Regions from separate parts of the Mus musculus genome. Here region 2 is linked to region 1. A link is a contact called in ENCODE Hi-C or POLR2A ChIA-PET data. All regions are on one chromosome and are shown on one strand. The core of a region is the stretch at or near the end of the contact, and the rest is flanking DNA. Distances in the headings are between cores, read along the strand shown.

Region 1 (3,666 bases), core at 470-2,969:
TCCAAGTTGATTCAATTCAGCTTCTCTCAGCTTCTGCCTGAATTGCCCTGGTTGGCCTTGTACTTTTGGCAGTCTGTTCTAATCTTCTGGCTCCTTCTCATTCTCTGGCTCTCTCTGTCTTCACCTGTGTCTAGCTCGTTCTCTCTACCACCCTTCCCAGTAAAACTTCCACACGCACACCTTCCTCTGCCTTGCTACCTTAAGTAGCTTCTCTTTCCAGTGTTGTACCAGAGAGTGCGGTGTGTCCTCTCTCTCATTCATTCCATCAAATCTTTCCCTGATTCATTACTTGTCTGCCCCGCAAGTAGACATCACTTTGAAACATGGCTGCTTTGTTCTACAAACTAACCTTACCTTCATTGTTAGGGGTTAAAGGTACATGCTAAGGGTGTGTCTGTATTCCAGCCAGATCTTACTGTAATCCAGGGCGTGTCTGCATTCCGGTCAGATCATATAGACCTAATTCTTAGGATGTGATCCTTTGCCAGAATAACCAAGTTGCTGGATTAAAGTTCCTCTACAGGCTCAGATCTGCTCTTGGACTACAGGAAAAAACGGGTTTTATGGCCAATGAAATGGCTCAGAGAATAAAGGTGCTTTCTATGGACCTGAGTTTGATCCCTAGGGCTCACATGGTAGAAGAGAACTGACCCCTGCAAGCTGTTCTCTAACCTCCACAGGCATGTGGTGGCATGAGTATGTGTGTGCGAGCGCATGTGCGCACGCACGCATGCACGCGCACACACACATCAAAATAAATAAGTAAAAATTTAGGGGAAAATGGTTTTATCAGGACCTACTGGCCCTCCCCATTATCTTAGCTACTGAGGTGGCCAAGGCAGGAGTATCCAAGTTCAAGGACAGCCTGAGCTACAGAGTAAGTTCAAGCCATCTTGAGAAATTTAGTGAAATTCCATCTCTACCAATGACAAAAGATTTAAAAGGAGGGCTGTGTATATGGCCCAGCCACAGACCACATGCCACAGTGAGGAGCAAGAGGCATGGTTTCAATGGTAGACTACCAGTCTACCATCTCCCAGGGAGGGGCTGGGGGCGTGGCTCAGTGGTAGAACATTTGACTGGCAAGTTCAAGGTCCTATATTCCATCCCCCATATCACAAAAATAAATTAATATAAAATAAATAAGCCAAGCCAGGTGTGCACACCTATAATTCCAAGCATTTGGGAAATAGAGGCACAGTGATTGGGAATTCAAAGACATTATTGGCTGCTGCAGGGTGAGTGTGAGGCCAGCCTGGCTATGAGACCTTGCCTCAAAACAAATAATGAAAATAAAAACCATCTGGGTGTAACGGCACATACTTTTAATCTCAGCACTCATGAAGCAAGTGGCATGCCTATCTCTGAGTTCGGGGCCAACGTGGTTGATATAACAAGTTCCAGGCCAGCCAGGGCTCCACAGTGAAAAAATAAAAGAAAACTCTGTATCGCTAAGAGTCTACATCAGACCACTCAAAGACATGGGAAAGGGACCATGGTCAGGATGCTCTGAAAAATAAGAGGCTGCTGGTGGCTTTGTCCTGGTCTTTCTGTGATCCTAAGTCACCACTGATGGGGTGCTGGGGGGGGGGGGGGAACGACTGCTGGATAACTGTATTCCCTCACAGCCAAGACATCCGTTAGCCTGGGAGCCCGACGGCTATGGCTGCCAGATCGTCCTCTGAGCCCTTGGGCCAGTCCCAGCCTCCCAGCTGCCCAGACCCAAATCAGATCAGGGCCAGGCAGGCAGCAGTAGCTGGCATTCTTGACCTCCAGCTTGTTCCAGACTCTTCTGACTCCTCCTGGCCCAGGTCCTAATCTACTTAGGAGAGAAGCAGGGACTCTGAGCCAGAGGCCCCGGGAGACGGAAGGGAGCTGGCCTGTGGGGCTATCCAAAATCTAGCTAGCTCGGCTTACAGGACCCTCCTGTCTCCAGCATAGTCCCGGTGAGGTACTTGGGAAGCTGCCTGCTTTATTTATATAGGAGCCACGAGAAGCCCCAGGCTCAGATATGTCAGGAGCACAAAGGTAAGGCAAAAACAGGGCTGGCAGGATGGCTCATGGGTGAAGGTGTATGCCACCAAGAATGCCAGGTTGCATCCATGGGATTTGCATGGAAGGAGACAACCAACTCCTGAAGACTGACCTCTGATCTGCGCATGCATCAACCATGGCACGTGCACGGATGTGAACACACACACACATACAGAACACTAATTTTAAAAAATTGACTTTTAATCAATAAATAAGCCAGGTAAAGTAAAAACTGACTTTTTTTTTACTTAGTATTAAGGGATGAAAAACAGGAAGCATGAAATATGATAAGCAAATTAGGGGTCCAGAAGATGGGAGAGGAGAGGACGGACGGAAAGGGAGGGCAGGGCAGGCAAGGGAAGGGCAGGGGAGGGAGGGAACCAGCCCAAAACAAGTATGGTAGGCCACCAGAAGGGATGTGAAACACCAGTGTGGTGGTGTACACTTATAATCCTAGCACTCAAGAGGTTGAGGCAGGAGGACTGTGAGGTGCAGGCTACCCGAGGCTACACAGAGTGGATCTCAAGACAGAAGGCCTGGACAGGCAAGATGGCGTCCTTGTTGGCAGAGATGCCTGACTGTCTGAGTGGAATCCCCGGGATTCAACATGGCGGAAAGAGACAACTGACTTCCACACATTGTTTACATGTGCAGGGACACCGTATGCACACACACATAACACAATAAAAAGTTATCAAAGAAATCCAACATCCCTGTGACCAAGGCAGGCACTGCGGAAGCTGGGCTCACCTGCTCTCTCTCTCTCTCTCTCTCTCTCTCTCTCTCTCTCTCTCTCTCTCTCTCTCTCTCTCCCTCTCTCTCTCTCTCCCTCCCTCCCTCCCTCCCTCCCTTCCTCCCTCTCTCTTTCTCTCTCTCTCCTGAACTGTCTCCAGGCCTAGGGGAGCCACCTGCTGCCTCTCCATCCACCCCCCTCAGACACGCCCTTGTCGGGCCAGCAAGCTCGCAGCTCAGCCTCACCACCCCCATCTTCCCTTTTATTTTATTATGGCTTTGTCTCTTGTTTGTTTTGCCAGACAGGGCTGTCCCGAAACTCACTCTATAGACCAGGCTGGCCTCTTACTCATAGAAACTTGCCTGCCTCTGCCTCCCGAGTGCGCCCAGCTACTATGGATTTTCCCTTTGTGACACAGTCAGCAAGCCCAGGTTGGCCTCTAAATCGAATGTAGCCCAGGATGACCTTGAACTCCTGATCTTCCGGCCTGCACCTCCCAGGTACTAAGCCCGGGCTCTCCTACGTTCTCTCCAGAACCAGCTGAGATCTGAAATGACCTGATTACACGCTTCCTGACAGATTTCTTGAACTCCTTGAGGCTAAGAGCTTAGCCACTGATGCTGACTGAATCCCCACAGCCCAGAATTCCTGCTTGACTTTTCCTGGGTATCTAACACTTAAGGAACTAGCAATGACAACTTGGACTGTGAGAGAGACGGTGCAGTGGTTACGGGGGCTTCCCGCTGTCACAGAAGACTCCCATATCCAGTTGCTTACGATTGCCTAGAACTTTAGCTCCAGGGCATCCAACACCTATGCGACACTGACATAGATACAGACATACACAGGAATTTGGAGACCATTACAGAAACCCACAACTGGTCAAAAATAACTGATCC
Region 2 (3,666 bases), core at 306-2,805, 36 kb after region 1:
CACTGCCCAACCCCTCCCAGCTGCCAGCCACCAGCCTCCTTCCACTTCCTCTTGCTCCAAATAGAATAAATAATCGATGCCGGTGCCCTTTCCCTCTGGGAATGACGCTGCTAAAATAAATGAACGGATCAAGGCACCTCCCAAGGCCAGAGGTCTTGGAGGGCCCCAACGGAGGAACAGGGAGCACTGACCACTGAGCTTCCAGGAGCAGCTCTGCAGTCTGAGCCGGAAGAGAAGCCCCTTGTGAATTCCCACTCCTCTAAAAACCTGCCGAAGACCAGCCTTCACGCCCCACATTCCAGATACACACTCCATCGCTGAGCCCGGCTCCTGAGTTCTTTCACTTCCCCAGGAAGGGGACCCAGGAACTGCCACCTCTAGTCTACTCCAGGGAGGCTGGGTCGCCAGACCCGATGCTGGTCTCCGCTAGTCTCCTGACAGAGCAGCCAAACTCTGAGAGCCACGGGTGTCCTCCCCCCCATCCCCCGTTTCCCTGGGGCTTAGAGGCCAGGAAAAAAGTCGCCCTCTCAGCCCCCTGACTGGCTGCAAAGCTGGGAGTCACACCGGTCGCGATCACTCCTAGAGACTCCGGATGGGGAGACTTTAAGCACCCTTTGGCCCCTCCCCCTCCTCTTCAAGAACTCAGAGACCACCCACAGCCGAGGCTCCCTCAAACTTGTTCCTTGGCACCCTCTGTGCCCCTTTTTTAGAGACCCTAAGTCTCTTTGACTCACCCCCAACCAACCAAAGAGGTCCGGCTCCCACCATGCAAGCCAGCCTCTTTACAGGATGACCCCCCCCCAAAAAAAAAAAAAAAAAACCGCCGCTCTGGGGCAGTGTTCGGACTCAGCTTGAGCGTTGGAGGACAGGAGAGGAAAAGGGGGAGGGGGAGGAAAGCTTCTTTCCGACGCCCCCTCCACCAACCTCCCCCGGCAGGGCAGCACCACTGACCTCATTCGCCCAACTGTATCCAGGCCTGCTGGGCTCCAGGCCAGTGGGGCGCTTCTCTCTCCACCTCCAGGGAATTCGAGGGTGAGAGGGGTGTCTGCTTTCCCCGATTCCAGCAGGTATCCGGAGGGAAGAAGCTGACCATCCCAACCCATCCCCCTCCAAACTCGAATTATAATCCCGATCACGTGCACACACACCCCAAAAGGCGGGCCTTAGAATTGAGACACCTGGAGGGGGAGGGGAAGGGACCTCCCATACACACAACACACTGAGGTTGGGGGGTGCAAAAATAAGGGCTCAAAACCAAAGCAAGCTCCAGAGCACCCCATCTCCATCATCCCTCATCCCATCCCCCACCCCCACCCCCGCCCCCAGTCAAACTTTCTCCTTTTTTTACCTTGCAGGATCCCCAAGCGCTCCGGGCGCCCCGGCCCGGGCCCGGTGGCCAGGACTCGGTAGATCCAGTCGCCTCTGGTTGCTGAGTTAATAATCCGGGAATGGGGGACAGGATCAGTAGAGGGAGGGAGGGAAGGAGGGCGGACGCGGTGCGGGCGGCCGGCCGGGGGCTGCGCGGGGCCCCCACCCCCGGCGCGGGCTGCGGCGGAGGGCGGGGCGCGGAGCGAGCGCGAAGCCGAGCCCGGGCTCTGGGAGGTTCTCTCTTTGTTCTGTAATCCCAGTAAGATTGCCAGCCATTCGCCCCGGCCCTAATCCCAGCCCCGCGCAACACCACCCTCCATTGGCTGTCATTTACATACGGGATTAGCCCGCACGGCCCGCCCCGTGCCACCGTGGGGGAGGACTCACAACCTCGGAGCCTCGAGACTCCCCCAGCCACGGATTAGAACCCCCTCCCCGGAGAGATCAGAATACATCAAGGTCACCCAGAGGACGCCCGGAGGATCCCTAGGTGGTTTGCCCTCCTGGTCACTCTTATGCCTGGAGTGTCCAAGGTCAGAAGGGAGGGACCCCAGGTTTTTCTCTTGGATGGCCTGGCCCAGGCCTTTTTATTTATTTATTTTTTATCTTGGAATCTCATAAAGCCCTGGTTGCAGTCAAACTGTTTTAGGGTCCTGAACACTCACGAACTGAAAAGTGAGGATAACCTTGAACAACCGATCGTCCTGGCTCTACCTCCAAGTGCTGGGATTATAGTTTATACCTGGGAAGACTCGAACCCAGAGCTTTCTGTATGTAAGGCAACCATTCTACTTATACAACTACACCCTAAAACCCTTATTGTTGTTGTTTTAGGATAGTTTCGCACACCCCACACTGGCCTCAAACTCTCTATGTAGTTGAAGATGACCTTGCACTTCTGACCCTCTACTTCCCAAATACTGGGATTACAGGTGAGCACAACCACACAGAGTGGTTTTGGGTCCCGAGTTTTATTTTACCATCCATCTGACCTCCTGTATACTACTAAATGGGGGAGGGGAACACTGGGGGACCCTCCCCCTCCAACCTCTCCAAAGCCATATGTCCCAAGTCAACCCAGCAGTTGGTTGGTAACCAGGTGGTCCCCTGAATCTTTGGCTAGGCCTTTGCTGGGATAGGCACAGCAGAGAGACATGTACCAGACAAGTCCCCAAACCACTCAGGGAGACTGTGCCTCAAATTCAGTAAGTAAAAGGTAAATAGATGCAGGACATGATAGAATGTGCTTGTAGTCTCAGCACTCAGGAGACGGAGACAGGAGGATTGGGAGTTCATGTCAGACTGAGCATCATAGAGAATTCTAGCCCAGTCTGAACTTAGAGAATCCCTGTAATATATATATATATATAATAAAGAGTTAGGCTTAGTGGCTTTCATCTATAATCCTAGGGCCTAGAAGTTTGAAGCAAGAGGATTTCTGAGAGTTTGAAGCCTGGCTGGCCCATATGATCCTGTCTCAAAAAGTGAAAACACTCAGTTTCACTAGGGATATAATTCAGTCAGTGTATAGAATGGTTGTCCAGCGTGCTTGCTTGAAGCCCTGGGTTTGACCTTCAGCCCCACATAAAACCAGATGATATGGCACAGTAACCGACTCGAGGACTTCGAGGACAAAGTCATCCTAAGCAACAACGTGAGTTTGAGGGCAGCTTGGGCTACATGATAGGTGATCATAAAAAAAAGGAATCTACAAGATCCTGCCGGGCAGTGATGGCACACGCCTTTAGTCCCAGCACTCGGGAGGCAGGGGCAGAAGGATCTCTGAATTCAAGACCAGCCTGGTCTACAGAGTGAGTTCCAGTACAGCCAGGGCTACACAGAGAAACCCTGTCTCGAAACAAAACAAAACAAGACAAAAAAAGGATCTACCAGATCCTGACAGAACCTACCTGGTCTCCTTCTAGATCTCCTCATGCATACACATTAAGCCCAGACCTTAGTGACAATTTAGTGACCTTGGATGACCATCTCTGGGGACAGGCTCACAAGCCTCCTCTCAGTGAGCCAACCAGAAGAGCCCTTGTGCCCACAGAGGGGTTTGGGCAGAGCACCAGGGATCAGAAACAAGGCCATAGGTGATGGGCCCCTAGAGTCCTAATAAAGCCTTGAGGCCTTACTAGCCAGGCCCTCTGACCCACTTGTGCAGTGCCTGCCCTAGTTTGACACCAAAGCCAGTGCAAATATCAACGATCTGGCAGCTGGGGGGTAAGGGGTAAGGGGGGTGGGCGTGAGTTCAAATCTTGGCGTTTCCACTTTCTACCCAAGTGACCTGGGGCT

The links. A loop is a pair of places that touch in the nucleus more often than their neighbours do. ChIA-PET counts read pairs that join two places held with the same protein, here RNA polymerase II (POLR2A).
Region 2: a loop to region 1 is called in a map of heart, with 1.9 times the contacts of the local background. The contact joins the promoter of Gtf2ird1 here to the enhancer-like site in region 1. A Hi-C loop is called at or near these places in 10 of 37 maps with a recorded cell type or tissue (T-helper 2 cell, adrenal gland, gastrocnemius and 3 more). POLR2A ChIA-PET finds 5 or more read pairs at or near these places in 4 of 5 experiments (Patski and embryonic stem cell).

What each region holds. Positions count from the first base shown.
Region 1 is chr5:134,419,497-134,423,162 of GRCm38, forward strand. All of the region lies in intron 1 of Gtf2ird1 (general transcription factor II I repeat domain-containing 1), which reads right to left. Among named protein-coding and RNA genes, the nearest start is that of Gtf2ird1, 35 kb to the right of the region's middle. Within about 2 kb of position 1,720, at least 1 of the 3 ENCODE cell types and tissues checked has a DNase peak (open chromatin) inside an H3K27ac peak, as active enhancers do; it is heart, where a contact is called at or near this core.
Region 2 is chr5:134,455,161-134,458,826 of GRCm38, forward strand. Gtf2ird1 (general transcription factor II I repeat domain-containing 1) reads right to left here and starts at 1,556. Exons shown (of 30, transcript NM_001081464.2): 1 at 1,349-1,556.